Regions from separate parts of the Mus musculus genome. Here region 1 is linked to region 2. The links are chromatin loops, found by intact Hi-C in ENCODE. Cell type or tissue: gastrocnemius. All regions are shown on one strand. Each heading gives the region's core, and the rest is flanking DNA. Links, peaks and the distances in the headings are about the cores only.

Region 1 (9,742 bases), core at 650-8,649, 100 kb after region 2:
CTGTGTCATTTCCTCCAGCATCCCCACGCTGGTACAGAGCGTGACAAATACTCCGGGCTTTGACTATTGAGAACTGCCCTGGCCGGGGTACCCTAGATACCCTGCCTCTCAATCTATGTGCACTGTGATGCAGTGAGTTGCCCAGGCTCCCATCCTTTTGTCCTCAGAAAGCCATTCGGACACCAGCATGAGCTCAGGTTAGCTGTGGGTGATACCTATATGCCACCTAAGATGACCGTTTGCTTCAGTAATGAGCCAGAGTCCCGTTTCATAGCGTGAATCGGGTGACCAGGGATGTTTAGTGACCTGGCCGCCCCCTCCTCATCATGCATGGGTCAGCATCCCAGGCCTGTCCCTTAGCAAGAGTCAGTCTGGATGCATGGGTCAGCATCCCAGGCCTGTCCCTTAGCAAGAGTCTAGTGGTGGGTGCTGCGTGTGCTCAAGAGTCTCTGTAGTAAGGAAGTTGTTGGACCTGGTGGCCTACATTGGGAGTCAGAGGCAAGTCTATCTCTGGGTTCGAGGCCAGCCTGGGGTACATAGTGACACTGTCTCAGAGTCAGGGAAACAGAGAGGGAGAAGGGGAGAGTGCAATTGGCTTCTGTCAGAATCTTGAATGAATGCTCTGGGAACCAAGAAAGACAAACCCCAGGGCTGTTGGCTGGGTGTCCCCACCCTCATCTCTCGATGCTGACCATGCTTGCTCCTCAGTCCTCTCAGCTGGTTCACTCATGACTCAGACCCTGCTGCACAGCCAGCATCCTCTTGGGTCTTTGATGGTTCTGGAGATAATAACAGGGCAAGACCTCTGCCTTCCTGGATCCCATGTGTCAGGGAAGTTTGGCCTCCTAGGAGCGCATCTGGAGCAGATAATGGGACCCAGAACGGTGTGGGGGCGGGGCGGGGGTGGGGATGGGCATCAGACCTGAAGGCAGCTACATGGTATTCATGCAGGAAAAAAAAACAAACAAAACATGCCGGCTGGCCCTGTACTGGGATGAGAGTCCCCAGGCCTCCAGGGAGAGATAAGTTCCTCACACACAGACAATGCCTGACAAGGAATGGCACTGAGGCCCCAGGTAGGACTTAACACCAGGCTGCAGAGAAGCATCCTTGACCGCCTGCACTAGGGACCTCTGCACAGTGGTGATGCGGAGGTCCTCTGGGGCAAACCCTGGCTCCCAACCCCTACTCTAAGACTTTTAGCTGACTCTAAGCCACTGTCTCTCATCTGTAACCACAGTCTCTTTGCCAAGTTGTCAGAAAGCGTGTGTGTGTGCTGTCAAGGCTCAGGGGTACCCCTTAGGGGTAGAGTATTTGCCAGTGTGTGTGAGGGCCTGGGTTCTGTCCCCAGCACCACAGCCAGGAATGGCAGTGCAGCCCAGATGCTGTAGCCCGAGTTCTGTGGGCTCTCTAGCCCCCAGGGCAGCTTAACAGGTAGAGGTACCATTGTTCCTTTTATACAGATAGTGAAACTGAGGCAGCACATGAACACTAGAGTCAAGTTTCCTTGGTGTCTCCAGAGTTCTACCCATTCTCTGTTGCTGGAAGGACTGCCCCCAGGGACTCAGCTCTGTACCAGTCTCTCCACCTCCCTGGCTACTTCTGCCATCTCCGTGTGTATCTTGGGGGTAAATGGGGCCCCTCTGATTGCAGTCTAATGAGTATTCATCTGGTTATCAGATCCACACATCTGTGCTGCTTGGCTCTGGCCCATGGAGTAAGAGGGAATGCATAGTAATCAATACATAGCCCTGTGTGGCCATAGTGTATGCCAGACAGGGTCTGTAACTGCACTGGGATGAGGAGACCCTCCCGTTACAGGCAGATTGAGGCTCTCCTAGCAGGATAGAGATACAGCTTGCTAACTATGCCGATCTGCAGGAGGGTGAGAGGCCTTAAAGCTTAAGTTATTCCTGCCAACACACACATGCACACACACACACACACACACACACACGCACACGCACACGCACACACTTACACAACCCTGAGTGACTATTGGGCACACCCCAGACTCATATCATAGCTCTGCTGAAGGTCTCTTCTGGGTCCACTCCAGACCACTCTTTATACAGCAGTCCATCACATCTGGTCCTAAGCTAGCTAGATCCCCTTCCCATAGCCCCCATGGCCCTGTGCAGCCTGGGTGTGACCCCCTCTCCAGCTGCTGCTTTCCCTCTTTCTCCATGCCTTCTACTTGCACGGAGAACTTGAACCATCACAAACTTGCTAGGATTTCCCATCCTCCGGTGTATGCAGAGCGTGCTTGCTTCCTGCCACACCTTGCCCTCTCCCCTCCGTACTCCTTAAGCTCTTATCAAATGGACACAGCACTTCCTAACCAAAGCGCACCACCCTCCAACGCAGCCCCATTCAGCTACCCTCCTCCCCTGTGCTGTAGACCTCTGCCCCTGCCCTCTGGCTGCCCGTAATCCTATACATGAGGTCTCAGAAGACACTGTTAGTAGAAAGGGGTGTTGGTTGAAGAGGGAACTCTGCAGATTTTAGGAGGTTGCCACCTGTGCTGGGGTGGAACTTCTATATGACACAGCTATTTTAGGGCCACCACTCTAGTAAGAAAGCCCCATTCGCCTCTGATTCACCAAGCCATAGTGAGTGTGTTTCTTCGGTGTGTCACCGGGACCCTGCCTGGGCTCAGGGAGTGTGTGTTCACATTCACCCAGGAGTCACCCAACACTCGTACAGGAGCTTAGGCATGGGTCGTGGCACCTTTCTTCCCATGGAACTCCTGTGCCAGGCCCCAGCACCCTGAGAGCAGAGTGGGGCTGAATGGATGGATGAATCTTGAATAAGTGACTTAATCCGACAAGCCTTGATCCTCATCTGTGAGATTGAGACAATTTGAGAGCTGTCACGAGGCTTCAGAGAGCAGTGTGTGGCACTGCAGTGCCTGGCAGGAAGTGAGCACGGGAGAGGGGGGTTGGGGGGGAGGCAGTTCTGATGAGGTCTTGCTGGTCATGGGTGTTTATCAGGTTTCACACTCCACCGGCATTCATTTCCTGGGGTGTCAAAACGGAGCCAGGATCTGGGAGCATCATGCAACTGGCGTCTCCTACTGTCATCCCATAGCAGAAGAGCAACAGAGAGGGAGGGGGCCAGATTCATCCACTGACCAGGACCCATGGCTGAGATAACTAACTAACCAACTCCTGTGATAACTGCATTCTTGAACAGAGGCTAGATACACTGTAAACAGAGACTGCAGGACCTCCTTATCTCCTAGGTCCCACCTGCAACACTGTTGCATTGGACTTTATATTCCTAGGATGTGGGCGGCACCTGGAACCTTAGCAAAAGGCATGCCAGGCACAGAGACCTGTGCAAATGGATGCCCTGAGCAAACCCAGGGTTCTGCTGGCAATATGTGGTTGGGACAGAGCATCCCTTGCAGAGTGGGTAACAGAGGTATCCTGCGGAGGCTACAAGGCCTGGACTGCATCTTTGCTCAATGCATCAGGAGTTAGAACAGAAGGAACGGGGCCTTTAAATAGGCCAATGGCGTGGGCAGAGCAGACTAAGCAAGTGTTGTGTTTCTCAGCTTCTAGCGAGTTCTGGATTCCGGGAATAGTTCCTAATAACGGTTTTCCTCCCAGAATCTCCAAGAAGCTTTTGCCTGGAAACAGCCTCTGAGAGCAATTCGAGTGACCCAGGAAATAGCATCATAAACATTCCAAGAAAGAAAGAAAAAAAAAAGAAACCCAGACCACGTAGGAATAGAAAGGCTACTGTGTGGGTGGTATGCGCTGGAATCCCAGCACTCAGGAAGCCAAGGCAGGAGGACCAGTTGCTTGAGGCTAGCCTGGGCTACTTAGGGAAGGAAACAGAAGCTTTCTGTGCAACTGAAAGGCTTCCTCCTACAAAACAGTGGTTTTTTTTTTTTTTTTTTTTTGACAGTGTGCCATATGCTTTGTGGTGTGGGCGGGGGTAGGGATGGGGCAGGTACCACTTTAGTGGATCTTCCTAGAAACTCATGTGACAGAACTTCCCAGGAGCCTTTGTTGCTCCTGAATTCAATGGTTATTTGATGAGACCGTCAGATCAGACAGGTCAGGAATTCTCAGAAGGCACAGCATGGATGGCTCTTCTTTGCACCTTGTGCGCAGGCGCTCAGCTGCGTAGGTTGGAGGCGGAGGCTTTTCATTCATGTGTCTGGAATCCATGCCAGTTGTTGGCCAGACCTCTGGTGGGACTGTCAGTCGGGATAAATGTACATGGAGTCCTAGTGGCTGTCTTGGGCTCCCCGACAATATGGCATCTGTCCCTCACAGAGGCAGGAGAGCTGCCAATTTCTTAAGGCTGGCCTAGAAACCAACATATCCTCACATTCTTTATTCTGTGGGTCCGAGTCATTACCTGTCCTGCCCAGGTGTTGGGGTAAAGCCAAGCAAGGAGCGTCCACACCCCAGGAAGCCTCACTGTCACGGGCAAGCACTGCCTTTGGTCCCCATCTGTAAAAATTCCAGTCTGCCACACACAGCCACCCTGCTCTCTGTGGCAGCCGAGAAAAGATGTCCGTGTTGTTTCACTGCAGATCAAGAGAAGTCTCTGCGGATTGTATCATTAAATTAAACACAGCCATTAGTGCGTGGCTCCGGGGAGACGCAGTAATAGGCGAGGCCTTGGGTCATTTTTTTTCCTTCTAAATGTTCTTCCGGGAGCTGGAGTTGCCCAGCCTGACCCATTTCTCTCTGTTAATATAACATCACATAAAAGACATCATTATTATACGGCAGAGCTGGTGGGGACACAGACCAGGCAAGTAGCTCTGTGAAGGTGGCCCTGGCCCTGAGAGGAGGTGCTGGGGCCAGAAGTTCTCACTCCTCTCAACAGGCAGCTCTGTGTGAGGTGCGGTGAGGCCCGTGGAGGCCAGAGGATGAATGGTCTTGAGTGTTGATCCTCTTTGGTGTTGTCCAGCTTGGGTTTTGAGACCTAGTCTGTCCTTGGCCTGGGGTTCATTGATTAGGTTAGACTGACTCTGCACTGAGTCCCGGGCAGCCTCCTGTCTGTCATTATTCCACAAGAATGTCTGTGGGTGGGGTAGGGAGGTGTGTGTGTGTGTGTGTGTGTGTGTGTGTGTGTGTGGTGTTTAGACAAGGCCTCACTCTCTAGCTCTGGCTTCCCTGGAACTGTGTAAATCAAGCTGGCCTTGAACTCATAGACATCAGCCTACTTCTGCTTCCTGAGTGCTAGAACTAAAGCAGTATACCACCACTGCCAGCAAGAATAAAGGCTAAACCTAACCCCAGCTCTCCCCAGCACAGGGACTGTAAAAGCGTGCCAACCCAGCTTCTTCATTATTACATTTGTTTGTTTGTTTGTTTGTTTGTTTGTTTGTTTGTTTAGTGTGTGTATGCTTGGGGGTGAACCAACAGGAATGGGGGTCTTTATGCCAGAGGCACCAGGGATTGTTTCTCAGAGAACACAGCAGAAGGTGCAATGTCATGCACACAAGGCTATGGGAGTCAGAGAGGTGCCGAGGGCCATCGAGGTGGACCCAGGCTGCCACAAGGGTGGTGGGAGCAAGGGTTGGTAGAGGAGCATGTATGAGGAGACCCCGGGAATGGACACTGGGCCTTTGCGCAGAGCTCTGGCCTTTAGGCTGCTTGGAAACAAGACTGCAAGGTTCAATGTGAGAGGGACAGAGAGACAGAGGAACCCTCTTTAACCTTTGAGCATTCATTGGAGAGAAAGATACAAGGAAAATGGCCCAAGAGAGTGTTGTGCACATGCCCTGAGTGGGAACAGGTTCACGGGTGGAATCAGGGAAGGCTGTGTGGGAAGCAAGCTACTAACCTATCATGATACAGGGAGATCATTTGTACAAATCCATGAAGGCAAGGGCAATCATGCCTTAATTGTCCGGGTACTGGGAAGCCATGCCAGGGTCCCGGATTCAGGGAGACGCACCACCGGATCCAGTTCTAGGAAGGCAAGACATATGAAAACGGAAGCAGTGCTGAGAGCTGGTGCTTAGAGGTCAGGGGTCAAGGTGGCCCACACAGCAGATACTCGGGACCACCAAAAGCATTGTGGAGGGGCTGCCCAGGGACAGTCAGGTGCAGGGGCCTGATGACAGGGTATTGTGTACACACCCACATTGTTATCCCCCTCCATCCCACGAAGCCAGCAGTATTGTGGTGCAGGACCTACAATCTCCCATGGGAGGTTTCTGAAGGCTTCATTCCATGAACCGGCCAGAACAGTTAGATGACAACATCCCTTCTCCCACAGAGAAAGGACCACACTTCGTAACCCTTCCCTACGTCCTAGCTAGGCTACAGTTTCAAGATGGACAAAGGAATCCCAGGGAGCAAAAAGCAGCGAACTGGTTTATCAAACACTGTGTTCATCTAGCAGGGGCAGGTGAGTGTATGGCGGGTGGGTTATGCTCAGGGACCAGAGAATGGCTCTTCAATGCTTCACCCAAGGGTCTTCCCCTTCATCCACAGATAACTTTGATCCTTGGAGCAGGCGTGCTGCTGGGTCATGCCGGGTCATGCTGGATTTGGAGCCAGTTCTGCTTGCTGGGTCTCTGTTCTTTCTAGCATGTTCCATTGTCTCCTGCTCTGACTAGGTTATCCTGTGTAAAACAAAGAACTCAGAAACGGGGCTGGGAGAATAGGCTCACCCACAGCCCACTGTAGTAGCAGCCCCAGGAAAGGTCTGGCTGCTGTTGTGAGCCCTGTGGGATCTTTAGGTATACATAGGTCATGGCCTCGCTCCTGGCGACTCTGTTCCCTGTGGAAACCGTCCCATCTGGCACATAAGGTTGGGCAGGTGATAGGGCCTTCTCCGTCTTCTAGCATGGGCTCTGGGGTAACCCTGAGGCTGAGGGAAAGGTTCTCAGTAAGTGCCTTGCTGGACCCCAGCCCGGCCAGGTGCAGGGAGAGGGGTGGGGCAGAGACCAACCAAGCCAAGAAGCCAGAGCCTCAAGCCAGAGCAGCCCTCACCAACAAACCCAGCCGGTTTCTCAGGTGTCCACATCAGATGTCTGGAGGTGTCATGCGGACAGCTGGTCATGAGGAGCCCTGGTTGAGCTCCAAGAGACAGAGGCCATTGAGGTGAACAGGTGGCCCAGGGTAGGAATCTGAAATCAGAGACCTTGCCGTGCCCTGGGGGAAAGGACTGAGCTTCCTCCCAGTCCTGGCCTGGAGCTGAGTGCTAGGTTGGGTGAGCGGGTAGGTCCCTTTGCTCAGAGTTGAGAGGCCACCCTGGCAGTGGAAGCTTATCACCCCTGGGCTGGCTTAGTCCTTGATAGGGCCTCATCTGTGAGATGAATGAGTGACCTAGAAGGACCTCAGAGTCCCTCCAGACCCTTCAAACACAGGGCCCCATGTCACCAGGTCCTTCAGTGTGGGGCCTTGCTGGAACCTTGCCTGCCCTGGCACCTTTTAGAAGGGAGGTGGCCGGGAAAGGAATACCTGACTGGCTTCATGGCTGTGGGAGGGGCAGACAAGCTCCACGCCAGCTTAAGCCCTAGTCCAAGCACCCAGATGCACCCCTTCCTCTGTGGCCAGCCCTCCCTTCTGTGATATGCCCGTAACAGCTGTCCCTGCCTTTACCCCACTCCTCCCTCCCTCTTCTTCTCTCTAGTTCTTTTTCAGGCTGTGCCTGTATCACACCACGCCTTCCCATGATCCAGTTCAGGGTTCTCCATGGGCACTGCCAGCACAAGTGAGCAGTTAAGGCCACATGGGCAGAGAATTCCTGGGTGAGGGGGCACCGAGGCCAGACTAGACCCAGTGGGCTGTGCAGAGGAGGGCTGAGCCTGTGCCTCCTGCCCCCGAGCTTGTGCAGAGGCACAGTGGGAACAGCCACTCTTCTGGGGGTCATGCTGGGTCCGCTGTGCCCCTTGGTTTCATCTGAGTGAGTCCAGCCAGCCACCGATGGAAAATATTTGGGAGGAAAGTGTGTATTGAACTTGAACTTGATCTTCTTTTCTCTGGCTCCTAATACAGTGTGCTAGGGACTCATCTGACACTGAGTCTTATACCTCATCTGAAATGAAATAGAACACATGGGAGAATTGCCTAGGTCCTATGCAAAAAAATAAAAAATCCCATTTATATATGGGACTTGAACATCTACAAATTGGCACATCAGAGGAGAGTTGGGGATGGTGAGGACAAATGATGGGGACAAATGATCTCAGGACCAGCGTCAGGGTGGTGGGGGCAAGCAGGTAGTTTTCTGTGAACTCGCTGCCCTGAATAAGAGGGAGTGTGAGGACTGTTGGGTTGAGCATTTGTTTGGCTTCTTTGTCTAAACCGTCTTCCCGTTTCCTTTTTGATATAAATAAATCTCTTATTGATAAAAATAACCCAGAAGAAATAAACCGCACTTCGGCCCAGCACCCAGAGATAAGCCCTGAGCCCCGCTGCCTCCAGCTTGGACCCTAGAGGTTCACTCTTCACTTTGCAATAAAAGAGCTTGTGCCACGCTACCTTTGGGGCTTTCTTGGCTTTGTGCTTGAGACCGTACACGTGTGCATGTGCCAGGTGGCTAGGTTGGCGGCCACTGGGCTCCAGGGATCACCCGATCTCTGCTCTCCCAGCGCTGGGGTTACAGGCCTCGCCACCACGTCACTAACCAAGCTGTCTACGACACCAGTTCCGGTTTTGCTCTTTAATCTCTTTTTGTATTGTTTGAGAATTTCTTTTTTTTTTAAAGATTTATTTATTTATTATATGTAAGTACACTGTAGCTGTCTTCAGACACTCCAGAAGAGGGAGTCAGATCTCATTACGGATGGTTGTGAGTCACCATGTGGTTGCTGGGATTTGAACTCCTGACCTTCGGAAGAGCAGTCGGGTGCTCTTACTCACTGAGCCATCTCACCAGCCCCTGTTTGAGAATTTCTTACATGCCTATAGTGTTTGCTCAACCCCATCCTCTTCCCTTCGCCTCCAATTCTTCCCGTCTTGTCCTTCCCAGTGTCCTCTGCTCTTTTTGAAAACCTGCCGGGTCCACTTAGCACTGTCTGTGTTTACCTGAGGGTAGGAACATCTACTGGAGCGTGTGCAGTGTGTGAGCTGCTTTTCTGTTGCTGTGATAAAACCATACAAGCCAATGTAAGATATGGAGGGAAGAGTTTATTTGAGGTTATGGTTCCACGGCAAAAGTCCATAATGGCCTAGGAGGCTTGGCAGTCAGAGGCCAGAACAGGAAGCTGAGAGACTGCTCCTCAGCCACAGACAGGAAGTTGAGAGTGAGAACAGGAAGTTGACCAATGCTATAAACCCTCAAAGCCCAGTGATGCACTTCCTCCAGCAAAGCCGTGTGTATCTCCTAAAGGTCACATAAGCTTATGTCCATAAACAGTGCCATCAACACAGGACGGGATGTTCAGGCTAGAGTCTGAGGGGACAGCATCTCTGCCGAGGACAGACTCTCCTCCTCTGGCAGCCATCAGTTGCCAGTAGCTCCTTAGCTAGGGGTGTGATGCCATGCTGCAGTCTTTCTGGCTTGTTCTTGTGCAGTTCTTACGCATGCTACCCCAGCCACTGTGAATTCTTACGCATGCTACCCCAGCCACTGTGAATTCTTACGCATGCTACCCCAGCCACTGTGAATTCTTACGCATGCTACCCCAGCCACTGTGAATTCGTGTGTGCAATGGCCCTGTCATGTCTGGCAAGTTGTTTTGCTATGGACATCTGCTCTGTCTGGCTCTTATAGGATTTCCAGCTCTTCCCAAATGATCCCTGACCCTTGGGTGAGG
Region 2 (9,742 bases), core at 1,072-9,071:
TTTATATGAATACACTGTAGCTGTGTAAAGACACACCAGAAGAGGGCTTTGGATCCCATTACAGATGGTTGTGAGCCACCATGTGGTTGCTGGGAATTGAACTCAGGAGCTCTGGAAGAGCAGTCAGTGCTCTTAACTGCTGAGCCATCTCTCCAGCCCGACTTCTTGTTTCTATCTCCTCCAATGACCCCTCCCTCCCTGCCCAACACACACACACACACACACACACACACACACACACACACACACACATTCACACATTCACACATTCACATATACTCAAACACTCACACACATCCACACTCACACACATTCACACATACTCAAACACACACATCCACACTCACACACGTTTACACATACTCAAACACACACACACACACACACACACATACTCACTCACACATACACATTCACACATACTCAAACACTCACACTCATACACACACATACTTAAACACACACACTCAAACACACACACTCATACACATTCACACATACACACACACACACACACACACACACACACTCACTCACACACTCCGTCTCTGTCTCCGTGCCCCCCAACCCCCTCAGTGCAGACAAGCTGACATTAAAGGCTAGGTCCCTACCTCCTTCCCCAAGTATATGCCAGGACTCTCCTGTAGGATCCACTGAGAAGCTTGGACAAGGGAGACGTGCAGGAGACCAGGCTAGGCCTCTGGGCTACTGCATTAAGGAGCACACACATGCTTATCTCATGCACGAGCTAACTCCAGGGAACTGACTCCTGCCAGCCAAACTCATAAGAGACTGAAACATTTGAAGTAGAAATTTACATATAAGCTAGGTGTATTGGGAGAAATTATTCATCTCCGGTGACCAAAATATTTGCACCTGTTAGCGACAGTAGTCTTTTATCTTTTATTTTCAGCAGAGAGAAATTTATATGCCAGGGGTATTTAAATGTCAGGAGTGGGCGTGCTGGCAATGGTTTGGCCAGGGTTAGAAGCAAGCCTCAGTAGCCCATTTGCAGAAAGCCTCAGGGAAGAAGAAAGATTTATGAGGTGAGAGCCTGCCTGGGCTGCCTCCTCTCCGGGAAAGGCGTCCCTGCAGTATTTTCTGTCTTTCAAATTGCAGCTGAAAGCAGATATTTTCCCCCTTGCCTATTATACCTCTTAATTTGTCTCTCCCTATGCTGTTGTCTCTATAAAGAGTTTTGCATGAGAGACCCACACAGCAGTGTTATTTTGGCCCCCGGTGTGAGGTTTAACAGCAAGGGAAGGACTAAAGTCCACGGATGCATGTGTCTTGGGGCAGGGGCACACGGTGTCTGATAACACATGCCGGTGTATGTGTGGGCTTGTGGAGGTGGCTTGGGTATGCCTGTGCACGTCAATGTTTTGCTTATATAGACCTGTCTAGATACACTTTGGCATAATTGCTAGGGTGTCCGTGCTGAAATTAAGTGTATATTTGCATGTAAGCACACACCCACAAGGTAGCCTCTGTATGCATAAAAATGCAAATGTTCACATACATGCATATCCTATGTATGACCCGTGCATATGTCCAGGTCCCCGCCTCTCTCTCTGTCTGTCCCTCTCTCTTCTTGCTTCTCATGTTAGCATCCCTCGCCAACCCCACCCAAGGGCCTTGGCCACATTTTTGGTGGCGGTTTGCGAGGAACCCTGGAAATACTGATTCAGCCAGACATAACCACAGCCACAGCTCTCGGGTTTGGTCCAGCCATCCCCATCCCCCCCAGAGCGAAGCAGCTGTACTACCGCGGCTGGTCTGAGCTCTGGGCATCCCTGGCTACCAGCAACCTGGCAATCCCCGGCTGGTGCTGAGAAGTGACAGGGTCGCCCAACGATGGGCAGCGCCTTACAGAACAACCTGGTCTCCTGGCCCTTCCGGGGGGAGACCGAAACACAGAGCGGCGCTAGGCGGAGGTGGGCGGTGGAGGGGGCGTCTCGGTCTTTCGGAGTCCAGCGAACGCTGGGCAGAAACCAATGGGTGATTGTGGCCCATCGGGGATCCCTCGGAAGCAGCCAATGACCTCTCTCCGCTCTGCACCCCGCCCTCTCCACAGCGCGCAGCTGGACCATTGGAGCTAGCAGGATGGGGGAGCGCAGCGCCAGCATTTGGAGCGGGGGGCGTGGCCCAGACTGTGACCCGCCCATCTTTCCCGGCTAGGTTCCCCATTGGCCGAACTGCGGTGCCGCGGCGGGCGGAGAGGAGGGGCGCGAGGCGCGCTGTAGGCGTGGCCTGAGGGCGTGGCTGGCGGGGGGCGGGGCAGCGGCGCTGTCGCAGTGAGAGCCGGAGCAGCGGCGGCCCGTCTGGAGCTGCGGCGGGTGAGCCTGCGCGGCTAGCGGAGCCGCGGGGCCGGGAACAGGTGATCGCAGCAGGAGACCCGCGCCCTCCCGAGTTGCGGCGCCGGAGCCAAGGCTTCCTGGCTCAGCGGCAGGCCCAGGGCTGACAGAGGCCAGCTGCAGGCTTCGCACGCGCTTCCCGGGTATCCCTCTCCCCGCGCGAGCATCTGAAGCCCCTGGGTCCCGCGCAGCCTCGGGAGCGGCAACCGCGCGCGGCGGAGCAAAGTTGTGGACGTGTCCCGACCGCCGGGCCCTGCGCCGTCACCACCGGCTGGGCTCGCGCTCTAGGAGCTGCGCTCGCCCTGCAAGCCCCGGGGGTTCCCTTTGCAAACTGCTCCAGAGGCTGAAACTTCGGGTGCCGGCGGGTCGGGGCCTGCGTCCTGCGCACCCTCCGCGAGGGCGTCGCGGACGGCATGTGACCACTCCGGCGCGGGAAGGCGCGGGAGGGCGCGGGCTCCGTGGATCAGGCGGAGGGCAGGCTGCGGCGCACGGCGGGCCCGGGCTCCAGCCGAGCAGCCCCCCTCGCCCGGGCCCCGCCGAGGCCGCCGCGCCCCCGCCCCCGCGCGGGAGGACTCGCTCCAAACTCCCTGAACTTCGGGCGGGTCCCGAAGCGGCGGCCTCGAGGTGCGCAGCCTTGCTCGGGGACCCCAGCCACTTCACTCTTGCTCCCCACCCTTGAGGACTCTGAGGACTCCCGGGGCCCCGGGCGGAGCTGACAGCCCCCTCCTGCTGGCCGCGCCGCGATGCTGGTGAGGAAAGTGCCGGGTTTCGTCCCGGCCTCGCCGTGGGGGCTGCGGCTGCCGCAGAAGTTCCTTTTCCTGCTCTTCCTCTCGGGCCTCGTCACCCTGTGCTTTGGCGCCCTGTTCCTTCTGCCCCATTCCTCTCGCCTCAAGCGCCTCTTCTCGGCCTCGCGGACCCAACAGCCCGGCCTGGAGGTGATGGCCGAAATCGCCGGTCACCACTCGGTGTCAGAGCAGGAGCCGCCTCCCAACCCTGCCCCTGCGGCTCCGGCCCCGGGTGAGGACGATCCCAGCCGCCTGGTCGGTGTTCTCCGTAGGAAAGGGTGGCTGCGGCGAACCCGCCCCACCGGGCCCCGGGAGGAAGGCAACAGGGTTGCAGCCCTCAGGCCGCAGGAAGAGAGCGTCCGGTTCACTTTCGACTACAATGGTTTCCGCAGCCGCCTTCGACACCCGGTCTTGGGGACAAGGACTGATGAGAGTAAGGAGTCCCAGAGTCTGGTGCGAGCTCAGCGAGAGAAAATCAAAGAGGTAAGCACCCCCCCCCCCAACACACACCTCCCGCCAAGACTTCTAGCTGCAAGCGATTCCCCACCTTCTTGGCCTCTCCTGGCTCCTGGTCTGCCCAAGACCCTTCAGGCAGGCCGCAGCACCGCCCCTCAATCCGAAGTTACTCTCTTTGCTTGGTGCCTACTTTAGGATAACTAGGTTAGTTCATGGCTCCTACCAACCTCCAGGTGGATTCCCCCCCCCCCCACCACCCCCGTCCCCTTTAAGTTCCTAGCCCTGGTGGGCTCCAGGCTTTCCCTGATGGGTTGCTAGTAGGAGTGGATTTTAGGTCCTTAGTTTTCGTTTGTACAGGAGGGAGCCACTAGAAACCCTCTCCCTCCCTGTGTGCCTTTTAAGTCTTGACTTCTCCTAAGCTCCAGCAGGCTCTGGAAAACCCAAGACATGTGAGGTATTTGGGGTCCTGTTTTGTAATCTCTCGGCCTCTTGCAGACCAGAGATCTCGAGCATTCCTGCTAACTGCTTCTATCGAGCGTTGCCACAATTGTACATAATTGCATGTGAAAGACGAAGGAGTGATCAATAAAGCAGTGGGAATGTTACAGAAGCTCCGAGGTTATTGGCTTAATGAGGCGGGTCTTGGACTGGTTCCCCGTAAGGAGTGGGCCGCAGAGGGATTTAGAGGGATCACTAGACTTGAGTCACAGTCTTAGTTTTAAGACATCAAAAACAAACACGGCTTGGAACTGGCTTGCCGACAATTTGCCAAGAGGCCACTGGTACCTGAGTGTTCTGCCCCACCCCAGCTAAGTGTGGTCTGTGAGAACTGCGTGGCCAACATAGCAGCGGGAGCTGCAGTGACACCCCCAGGCCACAAGGGGGCTGTGAGCAAGCACTGGGCCAGGGTCTCTTCCCTGGAAAGAAGAAAATGCTTTTCCTGTTCCTGGGGACCCAGAAGGAGAGCATTGCTCCAGTCTGGACCTCCTAGGTTTACTGTAGGAAGTCAGCAGGGCTGTTTCCATTTCTAGAGAGAGCAGGCAGCACCTTTAGGGTCTCTGCTGCCAAGATGTTCCAGAGCCATTGGAGGACTTGGCTACCCTCTTCCTCTGTGGGAGCTGTCCTTCCTCCCAGGATCACCATTTATGGCTGCTGGTACCCTAAGGTGCTGTGCTGAGCCCTGTTTGAGATTCTGTATGAGCAATCACAGGTCACGGGGGAACCACACATGAGCGAAGTCCTTGGTGTGTGAGTGCTTGTGTGTGTGCACGTGAGCAACTTCAAGTCCACAATTTTCACTCAACTCTCAAAGGTTAATCATCAAAGACTAGAATTTATAACAGTTACTCGAGAGCCATCCTCTCTGCCCTTTCTGTTATGGGGCTTCTTCTCTTCCATTCACCCGGGCCACCTGCCTCTCCTTTTCCTGAAACTGTCTCTTAGCACAGTCCTTCTTTCCCACTCTTCCAAACCTCCATGGTGGGCCACAGCCCCCAGTGAAATCACACATACACCTCGTGCATGCCGTCTCTCATGGGATGCCTAGAGCTGCCAAGAAATTGTCAAAAAGATCTCCAAAAGCATTGGGAATTCTCCAGAGTGGGAGAGGTAGAAGGAGCCACTTCTGGGCTAGAGCCTTCTGAGAGCCTCCCTGGTAGGGCATGGCTGGGGGGTGGGGGGTGGTGGTGGTGGTGGAGCATGGGGGATGGGGGACATGGTAGGCTGGCTCTTGGAGGGGATCTTGGTCCTGCCCATGCAGAGACAGCCTTTGTGACTAGCAGAGTCTGGTGCTCCCTACTTGCTGCAATGGCTGGGGCTGGTAGAAAGGTGTGAGCACTGTAGGCTGTGCAGGTGGGCGTGGTAGGGGCTGGTAGGAGGTGTGAGCACTGTAGGCTGTGTAGGTGGGCATGAGTGGGAGGAGGGCCCCATGGTGCTAGGTATCTGGATGTGTGATGCGGTCATCATTGCCTTACACCTCTGGTTGTAGCTAGAGGCAGGCTTGTGGTTCCTTGCACCTGCTGTTCTATAGCCTCCTTGCTCTGTCTGCAGACTTCAAGCTCCTCAGAGAGGTGGGCTTGGGGCTGTATTCACAGTTATGTTTGGGGATCTGTGGTCTTCTCAGGCTCCTTGACTTTGAACCCTGCCCTATGTCCCTATCCTGAAAGTGGTGGCTTAGAAGGTAAGACACAATGACTGTCTTTGTTGTCCCATCAGAGGAGGGCATCTCGCTGGAGGTGTCTATCCACGGGTCTCCTTCGGTTTCTCTCTGTGTCCCGCCTAGGGGTGGGTCATTTTAGAGGTACCTGTTTTCCGAAAAGGGACTGTGGCATTTGTCTCTGGTTTGTTTATCTCCAGACACAGATTGATTAGACCCAAGGAGAAGAGGAGAGCTAGCATCAGATAAAAAGAGATCTGTTCTTATACGACGAGGTTTTTGAGAGTGGAAGTAAGCATTAGGACAGAATCAGAGAGAGTGACGGATGAGAGTGGATGGAAACCGGACAGACACTCAGGCTCAGGAGCAAGTAAATGTCTTTGTGAACATTCTGATGTGAGAGATGGATATGGCTGCTGATAAGATGGGTCGAGGTCACAGCTTCTGGTTAGACACGTGTCAGGGCCTACTTAATCACCTCCTTATCCTGGGTTTGAAACCGTAGGTGTCGGAGATGGGGGGAGGGATCGAGAGAACCCCTGTTGGCGTCTTAGCTCAGATGTTAACTGTCTGTCTTTGGGTAAGCCACACCCCTTCCTGCAGGACTGGATGAAGAAGAGGTGATAGGTTGTTGGTGGATGAGGGTCTAGCTTTGGCCCCTCTGTAGACGTCTAAGCCAGCGAGGGAGGTCTCAGCATTGTACTTCCTCCTTTCTTGTACCTCTTGGTCCCATTGTGGTCTAGTGGAATCATGTGGTGATGGTTTTGATGGTGGTGATGTTGTGTCCCTGGCTTGTACCCATGAATAGCTATCTAAATGTCCATTAATCTAGTTATTCCCAGCACTCAGGTTGAACTTGGGGGAGATGGGGTTGAATGGCTTGCAGCTTGGGCTCAAGAAGGGCAAAGATGGCTAGAATGCATAACACAGCTCTGAGGGCCATACAAACCCACAGGGGATGCTTTCTGACATTGTGGCATGATGTCACCTACACAGGTGTTGGGATGCATTCATAGCTGTCCTGGGACATGTTTGATAGGGAATGGGAGTCATTGTCCATTGATGAATGAATGGACTGTGGATTCAAATTCAGGCTTCTCCCAACAAGAGTTGGGAATGGGCAGCCTGTTAGCGTCACATCGCAGGGAAATAATGTACAGTTTTGTTCTCGTGATGGTAGGTTGCTGATCTGAAATACCCCCATGGGTAGCTCCCAACGAAGGGGGCTTTTGTCAGAGGCAGTGGGCAGTACGGAGCCATGGTACTGGGCACTGGTGTTGGGTATCCCCCTAGCTTATTAGTTACTTTTGAAAACAGTTCCAGGAAGGCTCATCTCTTCTGGTTCCTCTTCCCAAAGTGCTTGTCTAGGCAGAGAAGAACTTGGATTGAATTTCTGCGTCCTTGACCGGTTAGCCCAGGACTCTCGTGTGCCACCTCACAGCAGTCTTGCAAAGATTCCATCCTGGGTTCTACTCCGACCTTGGTCTGGGTCTTGGTCTTGATATGGTAAAGGCAATGACCAGGACTCAGGGGCACTCTTCTCTTCCCCATGCCCCCACGCCCATGTTTACCACTGTGTTTATGGATCTGCCCTATACCTAGGATCTGGTGTGACATTTAGTTGGCCCAGATACTTGAATATTGATCCAGCTTTATGAAAGATCTGTACACTGGGCGGGGGGAGATCTGTCAGTTGGAGAGGTGCTTGAGGACCTGAGTTTGAGCCTTAGAAGCCATGTGAGGAGGCAGAGCTTGGTGACATGTCCTTATCTTGGTCACGGAGAGGTGGAGACAGATGGATCTTTAGGATTTACTGTCCAGTCAGCCTGGTCTACTGGGCAATAAAGAGACCCATTGGTTTTTCTTGTCAGGGTGTCTGTGTGTAGCCCTGGCTGTCCTGGAACTCACCCTATAGACCAGGCTGGCCTCGAACTCATAGAGATGAGCCTGCCTATGGCTACCGAGTGCTGGGATTAAAGGCATGTGCCACCACTGCCTGGCTAAGAGACCCATCTTTAAAAAATAGAAAAAAAGGCGGGTGTGGTGGCGCACACCTTTAATCCCAGCACTCGGGAGGCAGAGGTAGCTAGAACTCTGTGAGTTCAAGGCCAGCCTGGTCTACAAAGTGAGTTCCAGGACAGCCAGGGCTATACAGAGAAACCCTGTCTCGAAAAACCAAAAAAAACAAACAAACAAAAAAAAACAGGTTAAGTGAGCTGTTGCTAAGCAGATGCCCTGATTTTGATCCCTGAGACTCACATGGTGGAAGGAGAGAACTGTTTCTAAAAGTTATCCCTGACCTCTGCTGAGAAACCGGGGTGCTGAGGCACGTGCCTCGCACCTGTCCCCATAGGCAAAAGAAGCTGCTGGTTTTTTAAAAAAGAATTATTTATTTATTTTATGTTTACCTGTTTTCAGACACACCAGAAGAGGGCATCAGATCCCATTACAGATGGTTGTGAGCCACCATGTGGTTGATGGGAATTGAACTCAGGACCTCTGGAAGAGCAGTCAGTGCTCTTAACGGTTGAACCATCTCTCTAGCCCCTGCTGTTTGTTTTTTATTTTTATTTATTTATGAAGTGTTCTTTGTGTATATGTGGTACATGCCAGAAGAGGGCATCAGACCCCATTACAAATGGTTGTGAGCCTCTAGGTGGTTGCTGGGAATTGAACTCAGGACCTCTGGAAGAGCAAGATCCAGTGCTCTTAACCACGGAGCCATCTCTTCAGTCCCCAAGAATTGCTGTTCTTAGAAGAAAAGCAAAAGTAAGATGGGTAGCACAGACCACCTGAGGTTGACCTCTGGTCTCCATACGCACACATACATGTGCATGTGTGCCCTCCTCCTAACGTGCACCACATGTGTATGAACACACAAAAATATCTGCAAATGAACAGTTAAGGTTGCTGATAGTTGAGGCTGGATCTTTGCCCCAAGAGCACCTGGGATTTCCACAGTGGGGGGTGGGAGGGTGTCTCCAGTCATGTTTAAGGACTGAACAGCTCTACCCAAGAGATTGGCTAGACGTATCAGTAATTTCCCAAGGCTAATTTGAAGGGGTGGAGCTCCTTGAGGGAACTCTTTCCTGCCTGGATAGCAGGCACCTGAAGGATCCCTTTAATTATCCCAAAGTGCCTTTGGCTTGGCAGGACGTGTCCATGGCTCTACCCTTGAGGCCTGCCACCTCAGGCCTCCAGGATACTGCTGACTGTGACAGGCGATGGTGTCATCTTGTCGAGTGATCTTTGCTTCTCATTAGTAGGCTGGTTCATTAGTCATGTGTAGTTTCTCGGTATCTTTGATTTATCATCCCTGGTACCGGGGACAGGTAGGAAAATTAAAAGGCTCTGTGTTCTTTGTAGCATGTGAGTATTGGAGCCTGGGAGATGCCCAGGATAATTAATATTAGGAATGGTGCGGATCGAAACAGCTCTGCCTGGGAAGAGCTGGCTTGCAGACCACTGAAGATCCTTTCAGTCTTCCTGCTCCTCCGTTTCCTACCTGCCTAGCTGTGTAGTTCATTCATGTAGATGGGGACAGGCTGTAATCACTGGACACATCCCTCAGGAGACTTGCGTCCTGAGCACAGCCACACCCTTCCAGTCCTTCCTCACCCGTCAGCCACCGCTAACCCCTGCAGATCGCTGGCTCTCAACTTTCTCTCTGGGTTGCCAGCCTTTTGGGGGACTGGACATTAGAGAGGTGATTACTTCCTGGGTCTGGCATCCTTAAGTTGTCCTTAGTGTTAGATAAGAAACAAATAAGAGGATGCCTGTAAAGAAATCAGCTGTTTATTTCACAGTCAAGTTAGCAGGGGGTGGGGTGAGAATATAGATTCCCTGAGGTATTCAGAGTAACTGATTTACATCCGTGTTCACAAGATGCCTTTTCTCCAGCTTTCCCGCAAGACTGATCCATTACCCCACCAAAAATAAATATTGTGATATATATTAGGCCTTGCTCAGAGGGTCTTTACATCTTTTCTGTT

The links. Peaks named below come from ENCODE experiments on the same cell type or tissue, not always from the same donor. Only the 100,000 strongest peaks of a DNase experiment are listed, where the experiment ranks them.
Region 1: it touches region 2 in a loop (2.2-fold over the local background); 3 of 42 quality-filtered maps call a loop at or near these places.

The regions. Positions count from the first base shown.
Region 1 is chr4:134,594,752-134,604,493 of GRCm38, reverse strand. The region is part of intron 2 of Man1c1 (mannosidase, alpha, class 1C, member 1); the gene reads left to right. Gm42326 (a long non-coding RNA gene) reads right to left here. Exons shown (of 3, transcript XR_881492.3): 3 at 9,100-9,742. Among named protein-coding and RNA genes, the nearest start is that of Gm42326, 7.4 kb to the right of the region's middle. In gastrocnemius, for the core only: no CTCF peak of the experiment used is centred there; DNase peaks (open chromatin) are centred at 4,193 and 7,008; H3K27ac peaks cover 5,171 bases.
Region 2 is chr4:134,696,825-134,706,566 of GRCm38, reverse strand. Man1c1 (mannosidase, alpha, class 1C, member 1) reads left to right here and starts at 2,277. Exons shown (of 12, transcript NM_207237.3): 1 at 2,277-3,622. The coding sequence starts at 3,098. In gastrocnemius, for the core only: no CTCF peak of the experiment used is centred there; DNase peaks (open chromatin) are centred at 3,010, 3,375, 3,676, 4,461 and 1 more place; H3K4me3 peaks cover 3,706 bases; H3K27ac peaks cover 2,878 bases.